Regions from separate parts of the Homo sapiens genome. Here region 1 is linked to region 2. A link is a loop called in an ENCODE intact Hi-C map of the cell type or tissue named here. Cell type or tissue: dorsolateral prefrontal cortex. All regions are shown on one strand. Links, peaks and the distances in the headings refer to the core of each region. The heading gives the core; the rest is flanking DNA. Region 1 overlaps CDH18 (cadherin 18). Region 2 has its middle 350 kb from the start of LINC02100.

Evidence for each region. Peaks named below come from ENCODE experiments on the same cell type or tissue, not always from the same donor. Only the 100,000 strongest peaks of a DNase experiment are listed, where the experiment ranks them.
Region 1: a loop joins it to region 2, with 5 times the contacts of the local background. A loop is called at or near these places in 12 of 110 quality-filtered maps.

What each region holds. Positions count from the first base shown.
Region 1 is chr5:19,598,614-19,615,277 of GRCh38, forward strand. It overlaps CDH18 (cadherin 18), which reads right to left. Exons shown (of 13, transcript NM_004934.5): 6 at 13,821-13,988. Among named protein-coding and RNA genes, the nearest start is that of CDH18, 380 kb to the right of the region's middle. In dorsolateral prefrontal cortex, for the core only: a CTCF peak has its summit at 10,034; no DNase peak of the experiment used is centred there.
Region 2 is chr5:18,385,642-18,402,305 of GRCh38, forward strand. No RefSeq gene overlaps it. Among named protein-coding and RNA genes, the nearest start is that of LINC02100, 350 kb to the right of the region's middle. RefSeq lists an enhancer at 8,249-8,887. In dorsolateral prefrontal cortex, for the core only: CTCF peaks have their summits at 8,742 (motif pointing right) and 8,942; a DNase peak (open chromatin) is centred at 8,720; H3K4me3 peaks cover 377 bases; H3K27ac peaks cover 600 bases.

The DNA.
Region 1 (16,664 bases), core at 8,550-11,049, 1.2 Mb after region 2:
GAAAAAACTAAATGATAATTGTATTTTTAAAATATCAATTTGATAACAAAATTAAATTATCTCCTCACTTCCCTAAAATTGTTTATGTCCATGAAACTTACAACTGTTAAATAATTATGTTTAGTATTAAAAATTACTCAAGTTGGCTGTAGCAAAGGACATCCCACAATGAAGAGATGTGTTATCTTTAGTAAATTCCAGCTATTTAAGCCACATAGAAACAGTAATGGTAATATAACTTTTAGAATCTGGTTGTCCAACTTCACAGAATTACTAAAATTTGCAAATAAAATGTCAAATTTGTATTTATAACAAAGGGTTATTTATAACTATGCACTAATATGTGACTATTAATGAAAAATTGGAATAGACAAAATAGAAAAAAGGCAATTTGTTGTTTTATCACTAAAATAATTTTTTTAAAAATCATATGACTCAATTGATAATGTTTATTGCTTTGTGATTGTAGTGATATCATATTTAGTATTCTACCATAAAAGATAATAACTTTAAACTTTCAAATATAATTTCCATATATGTGTGTGTATATATATTTACATACACAAATATATGTACACACAGTGTTATATAATAGACGCAACATATTCATAGATGTCCTAAGATTATATAATCTAAAAGACATGGATCATGAATCTAGTTGATATAATGAAGAAATTGATGTAAACAATATCTGTTATATAATGGATTATGTGTCTTTTTATAAAAATTCAAGTCATTTAACATGTATTTTCAAAATGCAAGAATTTATTTTTCAAGTATTTACTAAGTAAAACAGATGTTATGCTGCTTTACACGTAGCTCTGCTTTTATGAATATAAAAATATTCATATTTATTATGCTGGCCCAGTACACTTACAGTATATATTTTGGTCATCATATACATAAGTGAGAAAAGAACACCCCCAGTTATTAATAGTCATCAGCTCTGTGACGATATTTCATCTGATTTGTGTAGCAGTAAAGAGTGACTAAAAAAACACAGAGCCGGCCAGGCGTGGTGGCTCACGCCTATAATCCCAGCACTTTGGGAGGCCGAGGCGGGCAGATCACGAGATCAAGAGATCGAGACCATCCTGGCTAACACGGTGAAACCCCATCTCTACTAAAAATACAAAAAATTAGCCGGGCATGGTGGTGGAAGATGCCTGTAGCTGAGGCAGGAGAATGGCGTGAACCCGGGAGGCAGAGCTTGCAGTGAGCCGAGATCGCACCACTGCACTCCAGCCTGGGCGACAGAGCGAGACTGTGTCTCAATAAAAACAAGACAAAAACAAAAACAAAACCAAAACAGAACCTCAATAGAAAGAAATCCAATTCCCATAATGTTCTCCATGTTTTCAGGGTGGGAGAGACAGTGAGCACTGGAGCACCTATTTAGCCATGCAACAGGGGAGCTCTTTAACTGTAAAGGTCACTTTGCTATGGATGAAGCTGGAAACCATCATTCTCAGCAAACTATTGCAAGGACAGAAAACCAAACAGTGCATGTTCTCACTCATAGGTGGGAATTAAACTATGAGAACACTTGGACACAGGAAGGGAAACATCACACACCGGGGCCTGTCGTGGGTGGGGGAGGGGGGAGGGATAGCACTAGGAGATATACCTAATGTAAATGACGAGTTAATGGGTGCAGCAAACCAACATGCACATGTATACATATGTAACAAACCTGCACGTTGTGCACATCTACCCTAGAACTTAAAAGTATAATAATTAAAAATAAAAATAAAAATAAATAAGCCTCTAGAGTTTTTCAGCTGGTACCAGCTTTTAATGTCTTAAATTAACTTATATCTACTGAGCCAGCTGTTCTCTATAACACTAAAGTCGATGCTTAGGGTCACTAAGGGTTGTCTCTCCTCACTCCTCTAAATTAAATTATTTTTTCATACTAGATACCTAATTATTTTAACAGTAAAATATCAATAATTTATACACTTGAATTTATTTTTCTGTCCTTTTTCTTGAAAAAAAGAAATATAGTTTTCATGAAGGTCTGTCCATTCTTGGCAATTATTAGATACTTTCATGAAAAAAATAGAAAGTACATGGGGAGAAATTTTTTCCTTGAATGAAATATCTACCACACTAATATGTACTATAGGATATGTAGTATTTTAATGCCTTACATTATTTTTAAGGTGGAATCCTTTTCTTATCTGGAAAAATTAAATGTATTGGTAGCACTTATGATTTAAATGCCTAAAAAAACAAAGATGGGACTTACATTAGAAAAATGGCAGATTACAAAGCTCCAAGCCTGTACACATTTGAATATTTCCCAGAGTTTTTATAAGTTTAGCTCAGCTAGTTTTAAGTTGCTTTTCGATGTTTCCATGAGGGAACAAGTGACTTAAAACTAGGTGAAATAAACTTATAAAAGCTCTTGGAAATATTCAAACGTGTACAGAAAGCAAGAAAATCCTCAACTAAGGAAAAAATAAATTCAAGCATTAAGCATCTGTGGTGTTTCAACTTGCTCTTGCCCCATTCCCTTCCCAGGGCAAGGAGATCTTGGTCTGCAGGAGGTTACAAGCCAGTTCCAAGATCTGTTCTCTCTAGAAAAAGATCAACAAAATTGATTGGCTAAGAAAGAGAAAGAGGACTCTCAAATAATTACAATCAGAAATAAAGTAGAAACACTACCCTGATTTTACAGAAATAAAAGGATTTTACAAGGAAGTCCTGCAAACAAATACCAACTAACTGGAGAATGTATAAATAATGAATATATTCTTTTAAATATGACTTACCATGACAAAATTAGGAAGAAATGAAAATTCTGAATAGACATACTACTGATAAGGAGAGTCAATAAGCCATCAAAAACTTCCCAAGAAAGAAAAGCCCTGCAACAGATGGCTGTACTGGTTTAATTCTACTAACCATTTAAAGGAGAATTAACACAAATTCTCAAAATCTTGCAAAAAGTAAAAAAAGAGGGAAATTACCTAATTTATTTTATAAGACCAGCATTCTCCTGAAACCAAAAATAGACAGACACTAAAATAATAGAAAATTAAAAACCAATATTCCTTATGAATATTAATACAAAAATTATTAACAAAATACTAGTAAACTGATTTCAGCATAATATCAAAGGAATGTACACCATGAGCAATTGGGATTTTTTTTCCTGGAATACAAGCTTAGTTCAACATATGAAAATCAATTAATTTTCATTTCCATTAACAGAATAAAGAAAAAAATCACAAGGTCATGTCAATTCTACAGAAAAAGCAATTGACAAAATTCAATTCCATTTTATGATTTAAAAAAACATAAAATAGAACTATAAATAAAAGAAACTTCCTCAACATAATAGAAGCCATATGTTAAAACCCCACAACTAATATCACTAAAATGGTGAAAGACTAAATGCATTTACTGTAAGACCAGGAACAAAAGAGGATGCCTACTTTTGAACTTTTATTCAACATAATACTGGAAATCCTAGCCAGAGTAATAAGGCAAGAAAAAGAAATTAAAAGCATCCAAATTGGGAAGGAAGTAATACAATTATCTCTGTTCACAGATGACATGATCTTATACATAGAAAGCCATAGGGAGTACACAAATACAGACACACCCCCACATACAAACACACACAAACTTTTAGAACTAATAAAGTAATTCAGCAAAGTTACAAGATAATGAATAATTGCAAAAGAAAATAAAGCAATTCCGTTCTTAATACCATAAAAATGATAAAATATTTAGGAATAAATCTAACAAAAAATGTGTGCACTGACAATGACAAAATATTGTGGAAATAAATTAAAGACATAAATAAATGCAAACTATTATAAGTTAACACTGCAAAACACACACACACACACACAATCCAATCTTTTAAATAGGCAAAGAACTGGAATAGACATCTCTCCAAAAAAGATAAAAAATTAAAATTAAAAAAAAAGAAGACAATGACTAGTGTTGGTGAGGATGTGGAGAAATTAGAACTCTTGTGCCCTGTTAGTGGAGCAGTGAAATGGTATAGCCATTGTGGAGAACAGTATGGAGGCCTCTAAAAAAATTAAACATGGCAGGGCGTGGTGGCTCATGCCTGTAATCCTAGCATTTTGGGTGGCCAAGGCAGGTGGATCACCTGCAGTCAGGAGTTCAAGATCAGCCTGGCCAACATGATAAAACCCTATCTCTACTAAAAGTACAAAAAATTAGCTGGGCATGGTGGAGGGCACCTGTAATCCCAGCTAATCAGGAGGCTGAGGCAGAAGAATCCCTTGAATCCAGGAGGCGGAGGGTGCAGTGAGCCAAGATCGCACCATTGCACTCCAGCCTGGTGAAGAAGAGCGAAACTCCATCTCAAAAAAAAAAATAAATAAATAAACATAAAATTACCATATGATCTAGCAATTCCGCTTCTGGATATATACTTAAAAGCACTGAAAGTGGGGTGTTACACCCATATTCACAGCCACCTTACTCATGATAGCCAAAAGGTAGAATCACTCCAAACATGCAGCAACAGAGGAACTGATAAAATGCAGTATACACATTAAATAAAATATTAATTATCATTACAAAATAAGTTAAAATTTGATACATCTTACAGCCTGGATGAACCTTGAAACATTATGTTTACCAAAGTTAGCCAGGCACAGAAAGACAAATATTGCATGATTCCACTTATATAAAGTACCTAGAACAGTAAAATTCATAGAGATAGAAAGTTGAATAACCAGAGACTCAGGAGAGGGAAAATGGGAAAGTACCCATTAAACAATGGGTACAAAGTTTTACTTTTGCAAGACGAAAAGACTTCTGTATTTCAATAGTACCATTGGTTGCACAACAATATGAATATACGTAGTGTTATTTAAATGCACACATTAGAGTTGTTAAAAGGATAAATATTATTGTATATATTTTTTAACTACAAAAAATAAAATCAAAATGAGAACAACTAGTAATTGAGCTGTTTTTCAGAATAGAAAAATGAAGAAGAGACACAACAAATGCTGGGAATTTATGATGAAAATCTGACCAAAATCACAAAAAGTGATATTACTACCAAAATATATAATTATCTTCAAAATGCTAGTTTTGCTTGGATTTTCAGTGTGTGAGGCTTAGATTTTCTGAGATATGAGGTAGGGCAATGTGCATTTTTCAATTTTAGGCACCAAATTGTTTATAGTATCAATAAAATATATATAAATATATAAATTATAAATACATAAATAAAATATATATAAATTATGTTCTAACTCATTAGAATTTTTTTTACTTTTTAATTTCTTCAAGTAGTACTAGAATAATTTATTCTGGTTTTAAGACTACATAATTTTTCACAGCTTAGGAATACAGATCTCACTGTGTAACAGCTTTGTATCTGGATGCACCATAGTTTTGTATGCCACATGTGATCTTTTCACATAATTTCTTAGACTGCATCATAATATACTACTGATTATGGAAAATACACTTAAGGAAGGAAGACATGGTGGGAATAATAAAAGGGCATTTGTCTCACTGAGGCTTGTCCCTTTTAATATACTTTCTTTTCCTCCAGGACAGCACTGATTCTAGTTGCTTTTTAAAAGACCTTGTGTCTTTACTACAGTAATTTTGTCATTTACTTGAATAAGTCATTCCCTATGATTACCCCAAGGCCCTATCTTACAAAAGCTGTAATAAATTTAATCATTACATTTGTTAGAACTATTTACTATTTTATAGTATTTACTTGAGAAAGTGAGATGCTTCTCAGGGAAAACTGACTGACATGTGAGAGGTTAGAAACTATGATGTCTGACTTACAGAGTTTGCCTGTCTTTCCTGATAAAATTAACCAGACAGTTTTTATAATCTCCACTTTAAATGTTTATGCAAATACAGTTTATGCTGAGAATGCTAATTTCAAATTAAAACACACACACACACACACACACACACACACACACACACACACACACAAAGTATTCTGAGATTTTCCTGCATTTAAGAGACTTAAGCTGAATATTGATTATTAAGCATTGTGGTTGGCTCTACGTGCAATGTTTTTTAAAACATAAATAAAGTAAATTTAAGTACTACTGCCATTTGAATGCCATAAATAAAAAGGGCAATTTTCCTCTATCAGAATCTTTACTGTTCTAAGAAATATCTTTAAAATCGTTTAACCCAATACATTCTGTTTCTATGTGTCAACATGCACTATAGGAAAGCTGATTATTCTATAGAAAGTTTTTTTTTTCTCTCAAGTATTATAGTGGAACACTTTCTTTGTTTTCTCTCACTCTTAATCATAAATAACACATAAATGCTTGAAGAAAGACTATTAGAAATTTTAATTGAAATTCAGTCCACTTTTTAAGTATTCTTTGAAGGTGTGCAAATTGATTTGTAATGCCTAACTATAAGAATCAAATTATTTCCAAGAAATATATGCTTATTACCATAAACATACCTACCTAAACAAAATATTATGTAAAGGAAAAGGAATTATTCTGTAACTTTATTATAGTACACAACCACATAGATTAAAAACAAACCGTAATACAATTGAAATGTCATGACTAGTACGTTTCTAAACAGAGAGCTCCATATAATTTCAAAATATTCAATTCTAAAATCAGAAGAATGTAATACTATTATTTATTTATAGCTGTTACTTTGTTAGAAAGAATATGATCTACAGGTGTATGTGTCTTATTATAATAAATACATAATAATTTTCAATTATCTTTATAAACTAAATATCATGATGTAAGATAAAAATATTGTGTTTCTATGAAGGCTAAATGAAAATAAAATAATAATATTACTCATTTAAAGTTAATTTAATAATTTCATCTTTATTTTAGAGTTCATCCTTTCAATTTAGCCACATAGAATACAAATTGATAGAGAATACATCTAATTATCTTCCATAATCTTTCTATTTAAACTTAAGTGGAATGATCTTTCAAATCTGGATATGATGGAGGGGTATATCTAACTCTGTCATATAAAACAACTCTAAAAGATGCATAGTATATAGAAAATGACTGTTTTAAGGCATTGAAGGCAATTAATGTAGGGAACTCAGGATGGAGTATGATTCTTGAGAGAAAGAAACCATAACAAAACAAATTTTATATGCACATATACTGAGGGTATTTAAAAATATGTAGTGCTGGTTGAAAGAGTCCAAGCAAAAATTGTGTAGCTTTTGGAGACAGGTTGGAGTTCAGAGCTGGCACAGGGGCTGAGAAATTGAGGACAAAAGCACAGAGAAGAAGAAACCTCAGGTAAGTGAGGAAAAAAACAAATGCAATTTTTCTTGTGGTAATTGTAGACACATCCACTACTTTGACACTTGTAGAGGCTCTGAGAAACCAACAGAAAGTGCATCTGGAAGGCAAAGGCGCTAGGCAGAGATTTCAGCAGCCATGAGTTACTGGAGAGTCAGAAATTGGTAAACACTTGAGACCAGTGGAGAGTAAGTAAAGAAAGATCCGGATTCCAGGAATAAGAGCTACTTCCCGGAAGTAAGGAGAGCAATAAAATAAGCTAGTGCTAACAGAATCCAACTGATTTAAGTAATCCACACTGTATATGTCTGCAAGAAATAACTTGCCCCTCTTTGAAAGATTGCACAATCATGAACCTCTGCAACTCCTTTATGTAATGTTCAATCAGTAATTCAAAGTCATGATTAAAAATGAGCATTGGCTAAAACTAAGAAGGAAAAAATGTAAAAAATGACCCAGGCATGATTATGATATTAGAATTCTACAAAAAGTTTTGAAATAAGTATGGTTAATATGTTTATGGTTAATATGTTTAAATAAAGAAAAGGGTGGGGAATTTCAACAGATACCAATAATCTTTATCTACTAAACCAAATAAAAATTTTAGAACAAAAATGTCAATGCTGAAGTGTGTACTTAATATATTTAATAGATGGGTTTAATTGCTGAACAAACAGCAGAAGAAAGGATTGGTGTACTAGAATATAGGTTAATATAAAATATCCAGGTTAAAGAAGACTGTAGAAGACTGTAGAATAATAATTATTATACAGCAAAGACAGTAATAGATGAATGTTATATAACTGAAAGACCTAGCTGACATACTTTGTAGAACTAATAGAAAAGAAGTGAGAAAATGAGGTCGAAGAAATACTTGAAAAAATTCTAACCAAGAGTTTCTCAAAACTAATAAAAGATAGCTTAAAAAATCTTTACAACCATTAGTCAGATTTTTAAAAAGTAAATACCTAGGTGCATTGTAGGTTAAATTTTTGAAAACAAAATATAACAAAGAATATCTTAATAGAAGAAAGGTCCAATAAACTACAGTAAACTATTGTACAGTAAAGGAATTCTACAGTTGATTTTTCAATGAACAAAATGGTAAACAGCAAATTATATTAATAATTATTGAAATGGAGAAAATCCTTCAAACTAAAATTCTATTCTGATTGGAAATACCTTCTGCAAATAAAGGCAAAATTGTAAATTTATATAGAAAAGCTGAGAAAATTCATTGGCAGTTTTCTGTCACTAAAAATGGGAAAATAATATTTTAAGAAATTTACAATTCCCTTTAGAAAACAATAATTCTAGAAGGAAACACAGAAATTCAAGGAGAAATAAATAGTACCAGGAAGGGTAAATTATTACTGTCTTAAAAAATAATGATTTGCTATTTAACACAACAGCAACAATGACAATTTCATATAGGACTGAATATATAAGATGACAAAAATAGAAAAAACAACAACAAAGGGTTAATGACATTAAACAGTTTTAAAGTCATTCTATTTTCAAGCAATGAAATTATAATTTAAGGTAGAGTGAAATAAATAATAATATCTACAGTATTTTTTAAATAGAAAAAAGTATAAAAATGTAAAATTTTTAAAAAGTGAATGGAGGACAAAATGAATGAAATTAAATAATTCAAAGAATATGAGAGAGGGGAAAAAAGGAGAAGAAAAGATTAGCCAAATAGCAAATGATATACCTAAATGAAACTATATCAGTAATTAAGATACTTATAAGTGTAGTAAATCAACAAAAGCAAGAGAAATTATAATGTCATTTTAAACTAAACAACAACAAAAATATTAGCTAAGTGGTCACAAGAAACATTTATAAATTAAGAATAAAAAATTAAGAACAATAAAGTTTGAAAGTACAATTATAGAAAACATTATACCACACAAACCATAACCAAAAAGAAATGAAGAAAAAAAAGAAACCTCTGGAATAGCTATAGGAGACAAATTAGACTTTAAGGTATGGAGTATTATTAGAACTATAGACATATATTTCACAATAAAACAATTTTAATCAAGAGAAAGATATCAAAGCCTTCGATCTGTGTGCATCCAATAGCATGGTTTAAAACTGCATCTAAGAAAAATTAAACAGAGGAAAAAAGAGAAATGGAAACATCTAGTATCATCTTGGAAGACTTTAACATCTCTCTCAATAACAGACGAGCAAAAATTCTATAAGGATATAGAAAATTGGAATGGTACAAGGAATAAACTTGAATGAAATTTACATATGTAGAATACTAAACATGCAGCTGCAGAATTTATCTTATTTCAAAGTGAGTAGGAACAGTTATCAAAATCAAATATATACTGTCATTTTAAAGAAATGCTCAAAACGTTTCAAAATATATGCCTACAACTATAATAAAATGACCCAGATATCATTTTCAAAAGACACTAGAAAGACCTCAATTCTTTGATAATTAAAAAAAATCCTGCATATTTTGATGGGTCAAGGGAGAAGCTTTGTTTTCTTTTTCTTTTAATTTGTTTCAAACAAAATTTTAATGATGAAAATATTATATAAATTCATATTTGTACCCATAACAATGAAAATAATAAAAACAACAGCTCCCCCCCCAAAAAAAATCAATGCCAATATCTTCAGCAATATTTTCTTTCTCATTAACTTTAGAAATTACCCAAACCAGTTAAACAATTGTGATGTTTACTAACTTTATGGGAAATACTGCCATCTATTGAATTTTTAGAGCTTGATCCTCCAATATTACATGGCACTAAACCAACTGCAGTCACAAGTGAGTTTACGTTCTTGGCAATTTACTATCATTTAAGTTCTGGAGAAAGTTATGTTAGATTAAGCTAACATAATGATAGCAAATTTCCAAAAACTGAAGCTCACTTGTGGCTGCAGTTGGTGCAATGTAATATTGGAGGATCAAGCCCTAAAGGTTGATTCATTGTGATTATTTGGCATGTGTTATGCTTCTTTCTGTTACTAGATGACTTATCTTACAAGAGCAATCCTCAATACAACAATATAATTCCTTCCATTTAGGATATAGAAGGTTTGTTTTGTAAACTTTCATGTAAGGTATTGAATTTTATATGCATATGGTTTGTGCAGAATAAATAAATGTCAGTGACTTTTTAACCTATCCAAGAATAAGTTATGCAACAACCATAACCCAGAATAAAGTTTTTAAAAACTAGAATAGGAAATGGCAGAATAAAATAGATTACCTTTAATGAAAGAACACACACTAGGGAATTTTATATCTTTAGATGGATGATTTTCTCTAGAAGGAGAAGTACACATCGTTTGTGTACTTTGAGTAGAATTTCAAGCCATAGATGGGCTGATTTGTTTTCTTTCACTATGAGTCCTTTTGTTTTGCTTTGTTTTGTTTGAGTGGCTCCTTTTCCAACACCATGTAGCCCAGAGGTAGGCATCAATTTGAATTAAATAGTAGCTACCCTTGTAGTTGGGCATGCATTATCCAGTCTCTATGCTCCTTTTTCACATTCCTGATACTGACAAGCAGCCTGTTTCCTCCAAGACATTTATCTGACTTGTATCCTAAGCTACTGAGTTTGTAACTCTCTAGAGTAGAGACATTGTAAAGCAAATTACTAGCTCTAATTTACTACCTCTCTAACACTTACTCAAAGCCTATTTACTTCAAGATAAAGGGATAACTAATTACCATGCAATATAACTAGCCTACTCACTTTCTCAAGCATGGTAGATTAAGCATGGAGGAAAAAACACTTTGAGAGAATATTTTTGCAAAATTTGTAGTTAGGGATGTTTATTCAAGTGTCAATTGTAAGAAATATAACTGTCTCAGACAGGTGATGAGAGAAAGAAGTAGAAAGGGCAACTGTAAAAACCTCACATTAAGAGAAACAATTCAACTACTGGATCCATTTGATGACAGGATATGAACTTTATAGAATTTGAGCTGTGTATAGACTTGCGCATGTCATGGTATTTTGTGAATACAAGTCCTTATATTATTTCTTTTCTCCAAGCAGTTTACAATACTTCCCCACTAGGTACATAGCTGTTTAATAAGCTGCAATTTATGGATAAATTAAAGAGCACTTTACTACAAGCTACTTTTGTCATGGTGACACCAAACTGTTGCAAAAGCAGAATTGTTTTGTTCAAATGGAGTGCGAAATAAAGTATCTTTTAAGAAACCCCAAGTGTAAACTTCTGATTGTGTAGTGCCTCCTTTTCAAAACTCTAAGAACACCTTGAAATGCAGCAGGATTTACATCTGTCAGTCATTCTGCCAGAATGTTACTGACTGAAGAAACATAGAATTCATTAGACACAATGAGTTAACTCAGAGAGTATACACTTATTCTGTTTTGTCAGGTAAAGTGATTATTTTCACTGTACACTGATGCTTCAACAATGACACTATTATTGATCAACATAATAAAATTAGGAACAAATATCTCTTTATTATATATCTATATTCATCTATATGAATAATATTCCTTATATCCATCACAATTAAAATTTTCTGTACATCTGCAAAGTCAATCTTAATAAACCTGTAATTTTAATAATTATTTTAGGAAGAAATGGAGAAAAAGAGAGAGTGGGAGATGCTATATTTACTACAAACTAGCATTTACTGAATCCTATGATTTACAACCTGAGTTTTCTGTCTATTAAGGCTACAATATGAATGTACATCTTTAAAATAGTGGTGGTAGAATCTATTTGAAAACAAGATAGGCAAGTTGGTATCCTAAATTATAATAAAGAGTATATTCTGTTGAGTCTGAATTATCGCTTATTATCTTTATCTTCAACTTCAATTGTACCAATCTATGAAATAATAACATTTACCTCATGTATATGCACATTGTTGAACTAAGTGATAACATTGATACAAAAGTTCATCCTAATCTGCAAAATGGTTTAAAATTTAATTATATTTTATGGCTCAATAAAATATGGACTTACCTATGATATATACTTTCTTCATAGAGCAAACGCCACATGAATGCACCAGGTAACATTATCTTATCTCTGGCATCAACATTTTAAAATGATTTTTATTTAACTATGACTATGATTTGCATGTATTTAATAATAATCTTTTAATAATGATGGTTTGACAGAGTATTTAAATTCAACTAATTTACTCACTAAGAATCATTTATCAAATGCTGGGCCCTCACTGGGCTGAACACCTAAGTTCGCAAAACAATTAAGCGTCTTCCTAGAGGATCTCATAAGTGGAAGGGGATCTATGTACCTGCAGAAATTAGTATAACATGAACAAGCACGCAAAAGTGCTGTGCAAGGGGATCTATGTACCTGCAGAAATTAGTATAACATGAACAAGCATGCAAAAGTGCTGTGCAAGAGGGAAAATTAGTATAACACGAACAAGCATGCAAAAGTGCTGTGCAAGAGGGAAAAAAGAGTGAGTAATTCTGCAACAGGAATTAATTGCAAAACTGTTCTAATTCTGCAACAGGAACTTCAGAGAAACTTGTAGCAGGGATTTTAACAAAGGGCCGTGAATAAGGAAAAATTTTAGTTGAAGTAAGGACGTACAAAGTGTTATTATATTTTAGGAGGAGGCAGTATTCCACAGTGTCTAGGCCTGAGGTGTACTGCAAATGCTATTAAGAGACAAGAGATAAAGTTGAGAAAGGCATTTCGCGCTGATTTGAGAAGAGCCTGTATGACGTACCAAAGGATCTAATTTATGACAGTTTTTAGACATCATTTGTAAGAGGAACATAAGAGACAACTCCTCTGTAGGATATTTGTGATTATTAGTGACTGTCGTATAAAATGTTATCTATAGTATCTTCCATTTTTAAAAACTCAAATATATTATAATTATATCCTTTACATTCAGAACATGTCATAAACACCATCTCCCTCCAAACCCACAGGATTCATATTTCTCCTCTCCCCCCAAAATTGCCTACTGAATTATGCTTTCTGTTTTCAAGTCTTATATTTTACTCTGAGACCTCATCTTATCATATTAACTTCAACTTGCTTTTGGATGATGCGTGTGTGTGTGTGTGTGTGTGTGTGTGTGTGTGTGTGCATACATGCATGCATTTGTATACAGCATTTATTCATAACATGAAGAATTTTTTTAAAAAATTCAGTCACAGAATGTATGGAATAATGTTGCATGAAAAGAATGTTCACATCAAAATACCTTTTCAACATCTCCATGAATACTTTAAGAATATACAGATACTTCGCCAAAGGCAAGATGCCATTTTTTAGTACCACCACATCATTTTTAATATTTAACTTGATGCCAAATGAAACTCCAACTCTGAACACATTCCCAATTATTTCCTAGGTTCAGAAGACAATAGCTGGAGTGATTTCATGAGTCTTACATGAAGAAGGGTGATCATATAGTACAAAAACAGAACAATTCCACTTAAGAAAACAGTAACATAACACTGTTCAAGTATTTCATTTTACTTTACATAAAGAGATAATGATAAATTCAAATCATGGAAAACAAATACGTACTTTGAGGAAAGCGTGGTGGGTTGTCATTGACATCGGTTAAGGTGATGTTGACTGTTGTAGATCCTGAAAGCCCTCCAACTTGCCCAGCCATGTCTTTGGCTTGAATGACTACGGAGTAATGTTCTCTGGCTTCTCTGTCCATGTTATGTAAGGCCGTTCTAATAACTCCTGTAATAGATATATTTTAATAAACAGTATGAGCTATATAATAAGCAAGTATCAACAAACATACACATACATATTTTAAGAAATGTCTTTTAAAATAGCATATTTTTGGGATAAAGTCACACGTCTGAGAAAAACAATATCTTACCAATGCATGAATACTGTCTCTTTGAAAAATTTACTTATCCCATGCCCCAAACATCCTATTAAGTAAATTAAGATGTCTATCTCTCTGCATTCCTTAAAGTAGATGGTCCCTCGGCCGGATGCGGTGGCTCACGCCTGTAATCCCAGCACTTTGGGAGGCCAAGGCGGGTGGATCACAAGGTCAGGAGTTTGAGACCAGCTTGACCAGTATGGTGAAACCCCGTCTCTACTAAAAATTAAAAAAAAAAAAATTGGCTGGGCGTGGTGGCGCATGCCTGTAATCCCAGCTACTCATGAGGCTAGGCAGGAGAATCGCTTGAACCCAGAAGACGGAGGTTGCAGTGAGCGGAGATCACGCCACTGCACTCCAGCCTGGGCGACAGAGTGAGACTCCAACTAAAAAAATAATAATAATAATAAGTACATGGTCCCTCAAGGGTAGTCCTGCCACCCTATTCCTAGTGCTAGTGTGCTGAACATTTTACAATTTGAGCTCCTCAGAAGTTTCAACTAAGGTGGTCATATTGATTTAAGCAGAGGCTAATTTTCATCTTTATAGAACAATTTACATAGCTTCCTGGCAGAGTTATCAATGTTTAATGATGGAAAACATTTGAGGAGTTTGGACACTTAAACAGAGATTATAGGCAGGAGGCATATTAACACGTATCAAAGACTAAGAAACTCACTATTTTTGTTAGAAAACAACTTTAAGGAGAACTAGATCTAAGTATTTAGGCAAAATAAAGAAACTGATAAGGTTTATTCTATAAATCATCTGTAAAAAATCACATTTTTTATCTTAGTAGTGCAAAGAGGGACGTTTAACATTTTTGCATGATGAACCCTTGGATTGAATAAAGAAATGAAAAATATTAAATACCCATCTGTGATTACGCATACATAAACACCCACCTCTACATACATAAATTTAATAGCTCTGTTAATAGAGTCTTACGTTTTAAAGTTAAAAACGCATATTCTGGAGGATAAAGTTTACTCAGGGTATATTAACTATGCCATAACATAGAATATTGTCCTCATGTCCATGAGATAGATTATAAACATGTGTATAAATATCTGTATATCTATGTGTATATATGTATTTATATGTCCATCTATATATGCATATAATTATAAAATATAAACATATTTGATCCTTCAAACATAAGTCATTTTTTCATAAATGTATTTTCATTAAAAATATTTGAAGCATGTCATCTTTAATAAATACACCAATGACTTTCAATCAAACTCGCACTTGATTAGTTACAGTACAATTCTTAAGAAGTTGTCAATTATAACTGTTACCTATAGGCTTTACCAAATACTTTTACAGACAATATCTTAATTTATGAGAAGGAGTTATATATTTATGTTAAAAATAGCCTTTAAAAGCAGAAAGGAGTATTCAATGACTTGTTTTGTCATATTTTGAATATAAAAAAGTAAATCACTATTTTCTTTTTTTTCTGAATTGATTGGCTAAGTAATAATGACTTTGAGAGGAGAGCCTCAGGTATCAGAAAAGAAGATCCCATAACTTTCACATATTGTGAACATATAATTGAGGGAATTCAGAAAAATTTTCCTGAAGCTAAATAGAAATGAAAATTATTCTTATCAAAATAAATTATAATAATATTATAATAAATGATTCATCTAACTCATGCATATGAAAAAGCCTCAAGCACCCTTATTAAAAAAACAATGTTTTATCTTACGATAATTACATTAGTAGGAATTGAATTGATACAGAAATGAACAAGCAAAGAACTTATGAAAGAAATTTATATTTTCTACCACTTGAAAAAAGTAAAGCTGTCTTTCCTAAGGAGAATTAATTATAAATAGGACTTGTCTTTGGTGGGGAGAAATATGAGATTATTATCAAAGATAAAGGTTTACAATAAAATCATTAGTGAGTTTTGCAAAATAGATATGTAAAGGTAAAACTAAGTATTATGAAGTGAATGACACATATCTACAACCACTTCCAGGATGAAATGGGAAGAAATTTGCCAGCCAAATTTGCTCATGGATAGAAAAGACCATATCCAAAACGGACACATACTTCTCTGAAAGGATTGTCTCGGGATTAATTTAAAATCACAACTCTTGGCTGGGCGCGGCGGCTCAGGCCTATAATCCCAGCACTTTGAGAGGCCTAGGCAGGCAGATCACGAGGTCAGAAGATTCAGACCATCCTGGCTAACATGGTGAAACCCCGTCTCTACTAAAAATACAAAAAATTAGCTGGGCGTGGTGGCACGAGCCTGTAGTCCCAGCTACTCAGGAGGCTGAGACAAGAGAATTGCTTGAACTTAGGAGGTGGAGGTTGCAGTGAGCCAAGATTGCGCCACTACACTCCAGCCCGGTGACAGAGGGAGACTCCATCTCAAAAAAGAAAAAAAAAAAAAATCATAACGCTCTCTTCAGGATGGCCCAGCTGCATGTGCTTAGCTATGACCCCTCCTAGAGACATATAGATAATCAGAAAGTGTTACAGCCAAATTGCCATAGCAACATGAT
Region 2 (16,664 bases), core at 7,376-9,875:
CCTAGGTTTTCTTCTAGTGTTTTTATGGTTTTAGGTCTAACATTTAAGTCTTTAATCCATCTTGAATTAATTTTTATATAAGGTATAAGGAAGGGATCCAGTTTCAGCTTTCTACATGTGGCTAGCCAGTTTTCCCAGCACCATTTATTAAATAGGGAATCATTTCCCCATTTCTTGTTTTTGTCAGTTTTTTCAAAGATCAGATGGTTGTAGATGTGTGGTATTATTTCTGAGGGCTCTGTTGTGTTCCAATTGTCTATATCTCTGTTTTGGTACCAGTACCATGCTGCTTTGGTTACTGTGCACTTGTAGGAGCAAAGACTGAGGTTTCCCAAAGAAGGAATATGCCTTACAGCTACAATAGAAGTCCCATCTGATTTTCCAGCCTGCTGGCCTGTGCTACACATTTCGGACTTGCCAGCCTTCACAATCTCATATGCCAATTCATACGTCAATTCCTTAAAATAAATTTATCTTTATACCTAGATACCTCTCTCTGTCTTTCTGATGTCTATGTCTCTATATGCCTATCTATCTAGTTCTAATATCTATTATATCTATTTCTAATGCTATACAATAAACTATGAGAAAAAATATATAGAGAGATATGTAGATAGATTGATACATACATACATACACAGAGATAGGTAGATGATAGAGATGATAGGTAGATAGATACATAGATACGTAAATACAGAGAGGTAGATGATAGATAGATAAATAGATAGATAGATAGAGAGATAGATGATAGAGATAGACAGAGATAGATAGAGACAGATAGATACATAGATAGACAGACAGATATCCCATTGGTTCTGTTTCTCTCAAGAATCCTGACTTGTATACCCACTCACAGATATGAGGCCTAATTGCAGTTTAGTGCGTCTTGTCTGGTGGTCAGCCTGGTGGCTCTGCTTTAGACTATGGATTGGATTCAGGTCTACAACACGTGCACTCAGCCCAGTTAAAGGGGCAGTGTATTCTTGCCCACACATGCAAGAGGGCAAGGCAGACTGCCACGCAATCCAATTGAAAGACTCTGCTTGAATTGTATCTAATCACATCTCATTGCCAAGACAAAGTCAAAGGATCAGGAAAGTACATGCCATCCCATGGAAAAGAAAGGAAATATTTGTTGAGAAAAACCCTATATAGCACAATACTAAAATTCAAATACTAATTTTTGTGTAAATCAGGGAAAACCTATAATTTGTTAGGTTATAATTTTTTATGATTTCTTTGGAAATTTTTTTTGACTGAAATAAGATGGTAAAATAAAATAGGTGGTTTTTCACATTGCATGGCATATCAAAACATCTCCTGAGCTCCACAAATATGTACACCTACTATGTACCCAGAAAAATTAAAAATTAAAAAAATTAAAAATAAGTGGTTTAAAAAACGCTCAAATATAAAAGATACAATCATTTATTGTTGATGATAAGTTAATTTGCTTTTCGGAATATCCATTTTCTGTTAAACTACTCTAAAAGATTATAATTTTTATTTGTATTTTGTAGGATGAATGAAAAATACAGTCAAATATACATACACTACAATTTTTTGTATTGAAGATGACCATGCCATATGAAATGGAAAAAGAATCACACCCTAAAATTACAAATAATTTCCAAAATATTTAGAGTTAAATTTAGTAATAAAGGTACTGGACTTGATTTAATTTTAATTTTTAATTTGTATGGGCACACAATAGGTGTATATATTTATGGGATACATGAGATATTTTGATACAGTCATACGGTGTGTAATTATCACATCAGAGTCAATGATGTATTCATCACCTCAAGCATTTATCATTTCTTGTTGTTATAAACATTCCAATTATACTTTTTTAGTTATTTTAAAATGTACAGTAAATTATTGATGACTGCCATCACCTTGTTGTGTTATCAAATACTAGATCTTATTATTTTAACTGTATTTTTGTACTGACTGACCATCCCCACTCCCCCTACCCACTATTCTGCCCAGTTTCTGCTATCATTCTATTCTGTATCTCCATGAGTTCAATATATATATATATATATATATATATATATATATATATATATATTTTTTTTTTTTTTTTTTTTTTTTTTTTTGGCTTCCAAGAATGAGTGAGAACATGCCAAGTTTGACTTTCAGTGCCAGGCCTATTTCACTTAGCATAAAGTCCTCTAGTTTTATCCATGTAAGGTACTGAACTTTTAAAAAGGTATTGAATCTGATGGAAAGTCTTCACTGAAGACCTGAGCAAGTGAAAATCCATACCATATTTTTTGAAGGAAATGTTTAATGTATGTAAAATAGTAAATAATTGGTGTGTTAGGCCATTCTTGCATTGCTATAAATAAATACCTGAGACTGGGTAATTTATAAGAAAAGAGGTTTAATTGGCTCATGGTTCTGCAGGCTGTACAGGAAGCATGGTGCCAGCATCTGCTCCACTTCTAAGGAGGTCATGGTAGAAGGCAATGCAAAAGCGGGAACACTGCATGATAAAAGCAAGAGCGAGAGAGAGAGAGTAGGGAAGAGGTGCCGCACACTTTTAAATGATCAGATATTGCAAGAACTCACTCACTATTGCAAAGAAAGCACCAAACCATGAGGAATTTGCCCCCATGATCCAGTCACCTCTCACCAGGCCCCACCTCTAGCATTGGGAATCACAATTCAACATGAGACTTGGGCAGGGACAAATATCCAAACTATATAAATCGGTAAACACATTAACATCAGTAAATCCATTTGCTCCTATTCTACTTAGCATATCACATTGTAAATTAATTAATAATTTAACATTTCATATGGATGACATATTGAAAGATTGTCAAAATAATACACAACAAAATATGATGAAAAATATTTGCCTTAGCAAATAGTAAATATAGAACAATGAGTTCTATGATACTAACATTAACCAAAAGATCATTGGTACAGAATAGACAGTAGAGATTAATGTGAACTATTGCTGGTGGTGTCAATCATATTATATTTATTAACTTTTTATTGCCCCTCTCTATTGCTTTGCAGCTTTAGAGACAGGGTGGAAAGTGGGATATGAGTAGTGTGGACTAATTCCTATTGGATCTATTGTCAAGGAACAAGAAAAATAAGCACAAAAAAGAATTGGCCAGTTTGCAAGCATGAAAAAGAACAGAATTTACAAACGCAATGTATTTTTAAATGATAAAAGCCACATAGGGATATGTGCCTACAATATGATTATTATTAGAATTTTTATAAATCAGAAAATGTCAAAGTCCATGTATTCATAAAATTATTTGTATCTGATATGTATTAATAATGAGAAAAGATGTGCGACATGGAAGGATCTGGGTTGTTGTATTGGTTACTTTGATAGAGGAAGATAGGGAAGAGTTAAGTAACACCGGAAACAACAACGTCCATAAAGTTCGAAATAAATGAGATCATGGCATCACCTCCCGAACCCGCTATCTGCAGGAGTGAAGGCAGGCTAAAGGTGAGGTCCACCTAAAGGCAGAGAGGAACATGCACTCTGAAGTGTGGAGTGTGTTCCAGTCTTCCTGTGCAGAGGTCAGGTCAAACAAAACTTCCAGGGGAAATCTGGTCTCATCACTACACCCTTACCAAACACACGATGACAATGATGTAAAATTTCTCTGCTCAGATTGCCCTTATCTAAGACTTTCTCCTCAGCCCTCTCAGCTGCTGCATCAAACAAATGTCATTCCATTCAAATCAGTTCCATTCATTTTCACAATGTGCACTGAGGGCTCACAAAACCCCAGTCCATGTGCTGGGCACGGGGATAGAATGTTGCACAAAACACAGTTCTTGTCCTCCCAGCATAATTCCTAGTATAGAATGTGAGCAATCAAACAATTCCAATAGCCCATCAGGAAGGTTCCAGGGGTGCAAACACAATGTTACAAAAGCATTTATTAGGGGCAGACGTCTCATTTGAGTGAGTCAGTTAGGTTTTTCTGGAAAGATTGGGTCCAATTTGAAATCTAAATGATAAATAGATGTCCTCTGTAGTTAATGCACTTGACTCCACAAACATGGTTCATACACAAATACCACACTTGACCTGTTTTTCTTTTATTCTAGAAAGAGAAACATATTGATTTCAGATCATAAAACATAATACAGATAACAAAGTAGATTAAAGTGAAGCCAGGATTTTTACTGCAGAGAAAGATCATTTAAAGGATGACAAATAGAACTTTCAAAGCCTTTCCTTTTTTCCTTACTATCAAAATCAAGTAAATGTGTATTGCAAAAACAAGAAAAAAAATTGGAAGTATGAATTCATTTACTGAGTGAAAGATATACACACGGGAAGAATTTGTAATATAAAATAGAAATTTAAAAGTACCATTAATGATGAAAATTATAATAGTTACCATTAAAATACTTTTAGATCTATTAATTATTTAACCATCCCCCAAAACCTATGAGATATATTATATACGTTAATAAAAGCTAAATGTAATAGTAGATTTAAATCTGGGTCAAGAGTAGTAAGAATACAAGTTAATATTGAAGAAATGTAAGTTAGTGGCAGGCATTGAGTTCAAACTCAAAGGTTTCCTACTCTGTGCAGAACTATAGAAAAAAAGAGAAAAATAATAAAATAAGTTCAGTCATCTGTCCCTTAGAGATACATTTTGAGAAATGTGTTGTTAGGCAATTTTGTTGTTGTGCAAACATCAGAATGTACTTGCACAAGCCTGACACCAGGGTTTTGGCTCTCCCTCCACGGCTCCAAAACTCGTGTGTTCCATCCCAGCAGCTATAACACCATCTTTTCTACAGTCATCCCTATTCACACTGAGATCCTAACCTAGATCTAACCTACTACACACTTAGGGTCCTAGGCTACAAATATGGACAACGTGTTACTGTACTGAACACTGTAGGCAGTTGTAACAAAATGGTTAGTATTTGTTTATCTAAACATAGAAAGAGTACAGTACAAATAAGACATAAGAGATTTTTTAAAATGCACCTGAACAGGGCATTTTGTACAAATGGAGCTTGCAAGAAGTTGTCTCGGTGAATCAGCAACTGAGTGATGAGTGAAAGTGAAGGTCTAGATTACACTACCATAGACTTTATAAACACTGTACTTGGGCGATACTAAATTTTTTTTAAATATTTTTTTCTTCCATAATAAGTTAGCCCTAGCTTATTGTAACTTTTAAATTTGAAAGTTTTTATTTTTAAACACTTTTTCTCTCTTTTTTGCAGTGACACAGCTTAAAACACCAACACATTGAAGAGATGCATAGTATTTTTTGTACTCTTATTCTATACGCTTCTTTCTATTTGATTTCCTTTTACTTATTAAACTTTTCTGTTAAAAACTAAGACATGAATATGCACATTAGCCTAGACCAGGATGATCAATATCACCATCTTTCACCAGCACATCTTGTCCCACTAGAGGTCTTCAGGGGCAATAACACAGATGGACCAAACTGTCATTACATGGTGCATCATGGTAACTCTAAGTGTACAAAGTGGATCAAGAGATTCCGCAAGAAAGGGGCAGACAAATTGGGACTGGAACAAAACTCAAATTTTATAACAGAAAACTTAGATGCCTGAATTTGGAGAGGAAAATATTTGTTAATGTAGGAGAAAATATCCTAAAGCGATGTAATAAATACTGTGATTTTGAAAATTCAAGGAAAAAAAGAGAATCCTACAAGCATGTAAGTAAAAACAGCACACACACACACACACACACACACACACACACACGTACATTTACATATTAGCAACATGGGAATAGTAATGATAATGCCTCAACCTCTCAGGTCAGAGCAGCATGCGAAGCCTGGGACCAGTTTGTTTCATACTGAATTTAATTAAGTCTACTATCAACAGGATTACAAGCAGCAGCACTCGCCTCAGTTATACATACCTCTTCTCCTGCCCACACATTCCCACTCAACTATTATAAGTCCCAGGGGTAACAGTAGGTCCTACTCCAGATAATCAAGATATAGATTGAGGCCAGTCTACTCATTGTGACCCAAGGAGGGAGTTTAGAGTAATCTCCGGATCTTGATATATTTGCCAACAATATCAATAATTACAAGGGACAAAAGACGAGCCAACAAGCAGCTCCCATCCCCAGTGAACACTGCCCTTGCCCCCCTCGCTCTATATACAAACATATAACCCAAAAAGGCATGGCTCACTCCAGTTTGAGACTTGCTGTTAAACTTGATTTGAACCCCTGTTGCATTGGTTTGGTCAAGTCACATGGGCAGTGTCACCAATTAGCCTTGAATGCCATACCTGGCACAATTCAAGGCCAAGTGAGCCTTAGAAGAAGCAGATGTCTTTGCATCAGTGAGACGGATGCAAACAAAGTTGGGTCAGTCCAAGTGTTTGAAAACATATGAGGGAGTCCACACCCAGGAGCTGCCTCTGAGAAGGCATCAGGTACAGCAGGGTACTGATGGCCTGTCCAAAAGTACTTTTGTGTTTTTCTAGCACATGGACGGCAATGACAAGTCTGATAGGGGGTGAGGTTGCCAGCTGCAGCTGCTGCCTGGCTAAGGAGGACCACAGGATTGTTTTGTCATGGCATGGTGCTGAAATGGTGCTGCATCCATCTGGCAAGGAGAACACGAATTGCATCCTCTTTTTTGCATATTTTGGGGACTAACATGTTTCTTCTCCTGACACCAGGGTTCTGGCTCTCCCTCCATAGCTCCAAAAATGGTGTATTCCATTCCAGCAGCTATAACATCATCTTTTCTCTCCAAAAATGGTGTATTCCATTCCAGCAGCTATAACATCATCTTTTCTACAGTCATCCCTATTCACATTGAGATCTTAAGAATCAGATATAATGGGATAAGACATTTTAAAAAAATTTCCAGACACCCATGTAATCCCCTACCTTGACTTACAAGGGACAGTATAGGGGGCTACAGAGATTAGTGAGTCACTCAGGTAGTCATTGTTTATTTGATCTATGTCAAGTCATCCTAACATTCCAGAATTTAGTTTCAATCCTCCAAGACCCCTTTTATCTGAGCTGTCACCTGGAGGGTGCACCTACCAAGTTTGCCTGAGGTTGAGGTTAGGGGAAAGCAAAAAGTATTATGCCCAGGAATGGTAGGAAAAAATACTGAATCTTCAAAATGTTCTAGATAATCCTTTACTGGAATTATTACCCAGAAAGCAACCAAGAGAAGTTCTCCTCTTTGTAAGGACAGTCACATTCAGTGACCACCTGCTTTATTATAAAGTGTGTGGCCCAGGAGAGTGTGAGAAAGGGAAAACAGAAATATTTTGAGTCAATTTCTGAGGGATTTCTTTCATTGCTCAACAAGATCAAATGCCCATGGACAGTAGGGCATGTGACATGTCCACCAAATACCTTGATTATTGTTCCATTGTTGAGTAGACTTTTGACAAATTGTGCACCATTTTCAGATGGTTTATGATCTGGAAAGCAGAAAACATGAAAGAGTTTAGTTAAGGGCTACAGTATTGCTGCAAGAGTTGAAGGATAGGATTAGAACAGAAAACCATTAGCTGGAAAGTATGGACAATGACCAGACCCAAAAAGCTGTCAAAGAGCTGATGTAGTCAGATCTGATGTCCTCAGCAGCCATGGGTGAAAACAATGCCCATGCGATATGGCCTCTCTTACCGTAAGACAAACAGGCTAACATTTTGCAGGAGCCACAAGTCGGCCACACAGTGGTGGCTTTTGCATCAGAAACATAAAAGACCTTTCCTTTGTGCCCCGTCTGTGAGGGGGAGGTGCTGGTGCATCCATTTTGATGGTGGATGTGGGAAGCAATTATAGCAAAATGGACAGCACAAGCTCGATCACATTGGCTCCAGCTGGTGTCATTAGAGAAGAGTTTCATCTGCCCCCACTGTGAGCACCTGTGTGAGAGACCCAGGCTGCTCAGTCCTCACCATGGCGAACTGTAAACTGGTAGTCTGTGGGCTTCCAAGTGGTAGACGGGATGGCTGTGTCATTGAACACGGCTCCATGTGTTAGTAATCTAACCTTCCAGCTCCTCAGGAGCCTTGCCTGAGGCAAGGACTTCTAACTCATCCCGCTGTGCTCACTGGCTTTAGGCACAGGCAGCCTTCCAGAGCTATTGCTGGGGCTGGATTGCTGCTACCACCCGCATGACACCAGCAGCTCTTGGCATAACAAGAGCGGATCTTCTTGGTGGGGACCGAGGCATATTGAAAGTACTTTTGTGTGTGTCATGGCTGGGGGTGTCATTGTTATGAGGTTTACATTGTTGCGTTTCCCATCCATTATGTATAAGAGACAATAAATTCTCCCAATTCAGGGAATGCCACATCTAGGCATGTAAAGAGATGATCTCCGTCCCCTCCAGGCTGGTCGAGCAGAATCAGTTCCCAGGCCCAGTCATTTAAAAGCAACTGTAGATGGAGGGCCCCATGGAGCCAAAGGTTTTGCTTCAGAAAGTGGAGTGAGGGGCCAAGTTTCCCCAAAGATGTCAACTGACACTTTTTTATGTAAAACTGAGATGACGCTAGGGCCACAATATAGTGTGCTCTTGAATACAGCATTTCCATTTTCCAGAGAGGATCACGGGGCCCTTTCTTTGTTAGTTGTTGAATAGGAATTGACTCGTGACTAAATGGGCTCTGTGAGTCAGGAATTCATTGTTAGGAAAGCCGCTGACCAGCGGCCCTTTTTGGTTTGTTTTTAACATTGTGCACTTGGGGGCAGAGTCCGGCAGGTGGCGCTACTCAGCTGGGAAATGGTTTCTCTGAGTTTGGGCAGCAGTTAGTTTTTTTAACTAGAGCTGAGTTCTTTCTTCTACCTGGATTCTGCGTTGTTTCTGCTGGACCGATCCGGAGGGGACAGAGATTGCTTCTCTACATGCTTAGATGTGGCATTCCTTGAATTGAAAGAATTTATTGTCTCTTACACATAATGGATGGGAAATACAACAATGTAAAAGTGTAACAATGTAACAATGACACCCCCAGCAATGACATACACTAAAGTACTAATGTTCCCCGGTCCCCATCAAGAAGACCATTTTGACTTCTCTTCACTAGTAAAAATTGTATTAATTGAATTTGGTAACATTTGCCCCCAAAATGTGAACACTGACCAAGTTGTTTAACATATGCATGAATTGACTCTGCAGCAACATGTTATCCCATGGCCAGGATGCTGAGCAGTGCAGGAAGAAGGATGTCAAAGGCCTGAGAGAAATAATGGGAAGGAAACATTTTTTTCCCCTCTTTGGCCTTTTATCTCTGCTTTCACAGACTACTGCAGCGTTGTTCTGCAGTCCTCAATGCTTTTGCTAGTCTGTTCCTAACATTCTCTTTTCTCCTGAGACCTGGTAGGAAGGTGAATACATAACCTGAATCCAAGAGACACATAAAAGTTGGAATCCCTGCCTTTTCAAAGTTCCCATACATATAACCAGAGGGTGCCTATGGCTCTCAGTGTTCTTTAGGGACAGGGAGATCTTGGCTACTGATTGTTGAAAGGAAAACTTAAGATAAATTCAATTTAATGGAATTTAATTGAGCAAAGTACGATTCACAAATCCAGTAGCCAGAATAGGCTCAGCATGACTCTGGGGCTGTCAAGTGGTCAGATAATATTTATGGACAGAAAAAGAAAAGTGACATACAGAAAAGGGAAGAGAGGTGCAGAAAACAGCTGGATTTGGTTACAGCTCTGAATTTGCCTTATCTGAACACAGTTTATACAGTTAGCCAGTCTGTGATTGCCTGAAACTGATTGGTACAAGAGTAGATTACAGTCTGCTTACACATCCTATTAGGTTACAGTTTTCTATGTAGAAAGAAACCTTTAGTCTGAACTTAAAGTATGTAAGGAGGCAGCTTCAGGCTAATCTTAACATGCCTAATCTCCTTTCTTTTTAAAGCAGCTGAGATCCATGCAGAGGAAAGGGAGCGATCAGAGGGTACCGAGGGAGAGAGTGACTTCATGCTACAGCAAGCTGGCTTTGTGTTTACTCTCTTTAAGAATAGCTGCCCACTTAATTTCCACCAGAGGAGCTTCTAATGTTTGCTCAATCAAAGGTCTATGTTGAATAGCAAATAGCATGTTTCTCATTTTTGATACTCTTTATTCAGTTTTGGGGACTTCTTGGCTTCGAAGCCGCATCTGTCTTGCCTTTCCGCAGGGGCTGCTGGGCTTCCTGCCCCTTGTCATAGTAGCATCCCTTTCTTGTCCTCCCCCCAAGGAGAGTGAGTCACAAGGTGTGCTTGTTGAAATTCTACCTCTAACTATTCACGTTCATTAACAGGAAAGTGCATGGAAGTGCACTGACGTGTTGTGAAATGCTACGAAGAAAAATAAAGCAGAAATTCCTAGGTGTTGATGGATGGAATTGCATTTTAAATAGGTGGTAGAATGAACATCGTGGAAAAGATGATATTTAAACTTGAAAGATGTTAGAAAGCAAGCCACATAAATATCCTGGGAAAGAACCTTCCAGGAAGAGGGAACAGCAAGTGGAGACTCTCTGAGGGAAAAGCACGCCATGTTTGCCAGGACCGCAGATGGTTATTGTGGATTAAATTAGCCAAAGGGTAGGATTTGAGATCGGAGAAGTAGTGGTGGTCCAGATTCGGGAGGATCCTGTGGCCCACACTAAGTGCTTTACTTCAATCTAAGTGAAAAGGAGAGATAATGGAAGTTTCTGAAATGGCAATTTGACTTATGTTTTAAAAAAACAAATTGGGCGACTGCATTGAGAGTAGTATATGAACAAGTAAGGGAAGGGATAGAGAGTTCATTTGAAGAGCACTGCAGCAATCCTGTTGAGAAAAGACAATGGCTTACAGTAAAGTAGTGATAAGGGAAGACCTAAGAAATCACTGGATTTCATATCTGTTTTGAAAATGAAGGTGGCAATATTTGTTGCTTACTTAGATAGGTAAAAGTCGAGAATGAATGTATTTTGCTACAATCTTTAAGAATGACAAGGTTTAGTAGTAACAATATCTATTTGAATGTTCTTTTTATTCTTTCTCTTGATAGCCTTTTTGTTCTTCCTTTTAATCCAGATAGCTATATGCAAGCATTTCCTAATTTATATACTTTTATTGGTCTGTCAAAATCAGGCTTGAGTAAGTTATCTCACCAAACATATTTTCAATATTTGACAACGGAGCCAGCCATTATTAATGTACTGTGAATTTCTCAATTAATAACCTGCTTCAGCATTTAGTTAATTTTTGTTTGTTTACACAGTCATTCCCAAGCATTAATTTCTTATTTGCTGAATCACGATAACAAATAACATATAAAATCAACTGTATAATTTGACACTCTATTTCCTTTACCTTTAATAAAAAATATATACATTCATTTGTGGTTTTATTAATACTGAAAATACATAGAGAAACAGGCACCTTTTCTTTTAGTTAATTCCAACCTTTACATAAGTCGACAGAAGAAATTCCGAACTAAAATTTCTAAGATAGTAATTTTTTGAGGGGGTTGTAAATTTATTGTCAGCTATTTTTACTGATATATTTTCATTGTCTCCTAATCAATTTTTAATTATATTTTAAATTTTATAATATTAGATAAGTGAGCTTTCACTTTCAAAGTAAGTAACTTAAAAATGGCATTTTTTTGAGAACATGTAATAAGTTTTATTGTGATAGGAAAATATAAATAATGATTTGTTTGTTTTGAAACTTCAGATTGGATTGTATTTTGTATAATATGGAATATTTGATTAAGCCATACCCTTGGTGAAATTTATACCTGATGTGGCTGCTCTATTTTGAAGGGAAACAGCTGTTTTTCTAATGTTTCTGTGGTTTTATGAACACGATGTTTCCTTTATGAGACAAAGTGGATTCAAATTAGCTCTCAACTCCCTCCAGGAGCAAGTTGCGCAAATGTTTTGTAACTTACTATTGCTTGGTAAACGTTAGATTGCAGATTATCCTAGGTGCAATGCCTAGGGCTCCTTAAGTGCCGTCATTTACTTGTTTATTTTCTTCTCAGGCTAGGGAATTACTTTATGAACTCAGAGTCATAAAAGAGAGCAACCAAGTGGGAAGAAAGACATTTGGTATAATACTTCTTTGACTGAAAAGGAAATTGGATTTTACCTATTGCAAAGGAGGTCACAAATTTTATTGTTAAATGGGCTAAAGTGTACTTATTTAATAAGATGTGGGCTTAAAATGGAAGACTTCTTTAATCTCAGGCCTCCAGCAAATACACAATAATTTATATTTTTTCACAGAATTTTCACATTTGGTAACCTTAAACTTTTATGGTAACTTTGATCGATTGTTTTCCATAATTGTTTTTGACCTTGCTATAATGGATAAAGCATACTTGTTTAAACACAAAAATCCTTATGTGGGAAGTAGAGTTATTTATATTTGACATAAGTTTCTGGAAGTGATTTACAAGGCAGCTGAAATGTATTAAGCTAATGTTGAAAGAAGAAAGTAGTTAAATATATGTGCAGAGTGCTTATGCTGGCAAGAATTCCAATCCAGTCTTGGCCTGAATTGCTTTAAGAATCATTGTTTATGTTTTAGGGGAACTACATGCAAAATAGAGAAAACGAAGCAAACAAATGTAGAATTATGTAATATACTAGGCTGTAGGCATTCTAAATCCACACCCCCAAATAAAATGAAATAATGTTGTCTGAATATCATACCTGTTGCTTTGGTGTGGGCCACAGGATCCTCCCAAATCTGGACCAATAGATGTCTTATTGCATATGAATTGTCTATGTATTATAGTATACATATATCATAATCCTTTTTATAATTTACTCTAAGTTTTCTGAGACTGTGTTGAAAGATATAGGACAAAAAAAGATTTACTGGGACAATGTGAATAATGGAAATTTCTGTTAACTAATGAGATGAATGTCTACACAAAAAAAACGAAAAACGTAGCACACTTTGAATGAATAACAATGCCTAGTTCTTTCTGTCATCATAAAGCATGATAAATATTAGTTTTCTTTTCTCTTTCAGGAAAATGAGAGGAAGAACTATGAGTGAAGAAATAAACACGTTGAAGCTGTAAACTTCCAAACCAAAAGCATGGTGAGTGATGTTTTTCATAATGATCCTTGCATGTTTAATCATATACTGTTATTTGTCCCATTGTGTCTGGAATTGGTGGGTTCTTGGTCTCACTGACTTCAAGAATGAAGCCATGGACCCTCGTGGTGAGTGTTACAGCTCTTAAGGTGGTGCGTCTGGAGATTGTTGCTTTCTGATGTTCGGATGTGTTCGGAGTTTCTTCCTTCTGGTGGGTTCGTAATCTCACTGGCTCAGGAGTGAAACTGCAGACCTTCGCGGTGAGTGTCACAGCTCTTAAGGCGGCGGGTCTGGAGTTGTCCCTTCCTCCCGGTGGGCTCGTGGTCTCGCTGGCTTCAGGAGTGAAGCTGCAGACCTTCGCGGTGACTCTTACAGCTCATGAAAGCAATGCTGACCCAAACAGTGAGCAGTAGCAAGATTTATTGCAAAGAGCCAAAGAACAAAGCTTCCACATCGTGGATGGGGACCCTAACGGGTTGCAACTGCTGGCTCGGGCAGCCTGCTTTTATTCTCTTATCTGGCCCCACCCACATCCTGCTGATTGGTAGAGCCCAGCGGTCTGTTTTGACAGGGCGCTGATTGGTGCGTTTACAATCCCTGAGCTAGACATAAAGGTTCTCCACATCCCCACCAGATTAGCTAGATACAGAGTGTCCACACAAAGGTTCTCCAAGGCCCCACCAGAATAGCTAGATACAGAGTGTCGATTGGTGCATTCACAAACCCTGAGCTAGACAGAGGGTGCTGATTGGTGTATTTACAAACCTTGAGCTAGATACAGAGTGCCCATTGGTGTATTTACAATCCCTGAGCTAGACATAAAGGTTCTCCAAGGCCCCACCAGACTCAGGAGCCCAGCTGGCTTCACCTGGTGGATCCCGCACGGGGCTGCAGGTGGAGCTGCCTGCCAGTCTCGCGCAGTGCGCCCGCACTCCTCAGCCCTTGGGTGGTCGATGGGACTGGGCGCCTTGGAGCAGGGGGCGGCGCTCATCGGGGAGGCTCGGGCCCGGCCGCACAGGAGCCCATGGAGGGGGTGGGAGGCTCAGGCATGGCGGGCTGCAGGTCCCAGGCCCTGCCCCCTGCCCGGCGGGAAGGCAGCTAAGGCCCGGTGAGAAATCAAGTGCAGCGCCGGTGGGCTGGCACTGCTGGGGGACCCAGTACACCCTCCGCAGCCGCTGGCCCGGGTGCTAAGCCCATCATTGCCCGGGGCCGGCAGGGCCGGCCGGCTGCTCCGAGTGCGGGGCCGGCCAAGCCCACGCCCACCGGAACTCCAGCTGGCCCGCAAGCACCGCGCGCAGCCCCGGTTCCCGCTCGCGCCTCTCCCTCCACACCTCCCTGCAAGCTGAGGGAGCTGGCTCCGGCCTTGGCCGGTCCGGAAAGGGGCTCCCACAATGCAGCGGTGGGCTGAGGGGCTCCTCAAGTGCCGCCAAAGTGGGAGTCCAGGCAGAGGAGGCGCCCAGAGCGAGCTAGCGAGGGCTGTGAGGACTGCCAGCACGCTGTCACCTCTCACCATGAGGTCTGTATAATTGAAGGTTGCCTAGATTGCATTTTTCATATTGTAGTTTTAACCTGTGAGTTTCAAATCACGTGGGTCTTCCTTTATTTCAATGATTACATTACAATTTCCAGGACCTCCCAAGCCTGGGAAGTCAGATTAACACATTCCCTGTTCTTGATGTTCTTTGCACCCTATTTGAGCTTGTAAATTTTCCAGGCAATGTGGAAACTCTTGGAAGACAATTTACTTAACAGCTGCTTCTGTCAAAACCCATCCTGCGGCTTGTTTGCCTACTGTCTTGTGGGTTCTAATTGTTCTCTGCTGCTACAGCTGCTGTCCCAGTCCCCTGGTAAAGCCACTGTCTCTTTACCTCCCATACCTAAAACAGCATATCCATAACACACAGCTGTTGAGTATGGCGGGTTTTAATGAAAATTCATAATTACACAGACGTAGTTCTGCACAGAGTAGCAAAGGGCATGACTCAAAATTGGAAGTCCTATCTTAGAATTCTGTCTGGTGCTCCTTGACACAGGGGGTTTCTCATGGGGGATATGGTGCTTATTTCCTGCCATAACCTTGCTGGATTCTCTCTCTACCCAAAACTCAGTTCTCTAAATTCCCTCTGGTTCAGTGCCCTGAAACTCTATTCTTTGATGCCAACTTTTGGGAAACTCTAATTTCCTATAAATTTATTTGTTTAAAGCTTTCCCACTTACACAATACTTGCCTATTTTTTATCAAAAAGCACTTGTCTTACTAAGAGTAATGTTGTCTTCCTACACATATCAAGTGAGTTAATATATTTTTCTGTTCTACATATTTATGGATTCATAATTTAATATATTTTTAAAAATCAAATCATAGAGCTGACAAGCACAAGATACTTGGTTACAAATAAAAGAGAACTATAAAATGTACAAAAATATCTTTAGGCAAACATTTGTAAAAACATCTATAGCAATACCTGTTAGTTGACATTCAGAAGTATAGGTAAAATAAAATATTTTGTATATCTACTTAGCTAGTTACACTTTTTGTTTCTATCAGCCATAGCATTCTTTAAGGTAAACAAAATTGTCAGGTTTATAGTTACAGTAATTTTTCGATGTTATATTTTTCATGAGTCTAGATATCAACATCAATTGTTAATTTTTTTTTTAAATCAGACAAGCTGTATTTAATTCACAAAATGACACTAAGAAGTGCATAGCAATTTTTTTTTAGGGGGATGAGACTTTTAATTTTTCCCCTCTTGCCTCCAGGCCAAAAATTCTTGGAAGGCATATCCCCACCTACAAATTTATTTAAGTTCTCTCCATATCCTGGATAACAACCACTTCAGAATAGATCAAGTACAGTATGTCTCTGCATGGTGTAAGAGGGCTTATAATGGAGAAAGACCACAATGGCTAAATCCCAATGTATATTACATATTTTTAAATGACTTTATTGATTGAGTTGGGGGTACAGCCACCACCAATGGTATTTTTTAATAGACTGTTTTAGATTTACAGAAAAGTGAGAAGACAGCACAGAGATTTCCCACATACCTCATATCCAGTTTATCCTATCAGTACCATTCCCATTAGTATAGCAAATATGTTAAAGTTAACAAATATTGATACATTCACGTTAACTGAAGTCCATTCTTTATTGAGATTTCTACTTCCCATATTACTTTTTCTCCCTATGTAAAATACATCTGGTTTTCCAAGAAGTGAAACAGATTTAGATGATAATAATGCCAGTAATTTCTAAATATGAAGTTGCCAATTGCTATTGTTTGGATATTTGTCCCCTGAATCACAGGTTGAAGTGTAATCCCTGATGTTGGAGGTGGCGCCTGGTGGGAGGTGTTTGGGTCATGGGAGTGGGTCCTTCGTGGCTTGGCGCTGTCCTTGCGATAGTGAGTTCTGGTCATTTGAAACCGTGTAGCACCTCCTGCTCACTCTCTCTCTTGCGCTCACTCATGCCTTGTGAGGTTGGGCTCTCCCTTTACCTTCAGCTCTGATTTTACGCTTCCTGTGTCCTCGCCGGAAGCCAAGCAGATACTGGTGCCATGTTTCCTGTACAG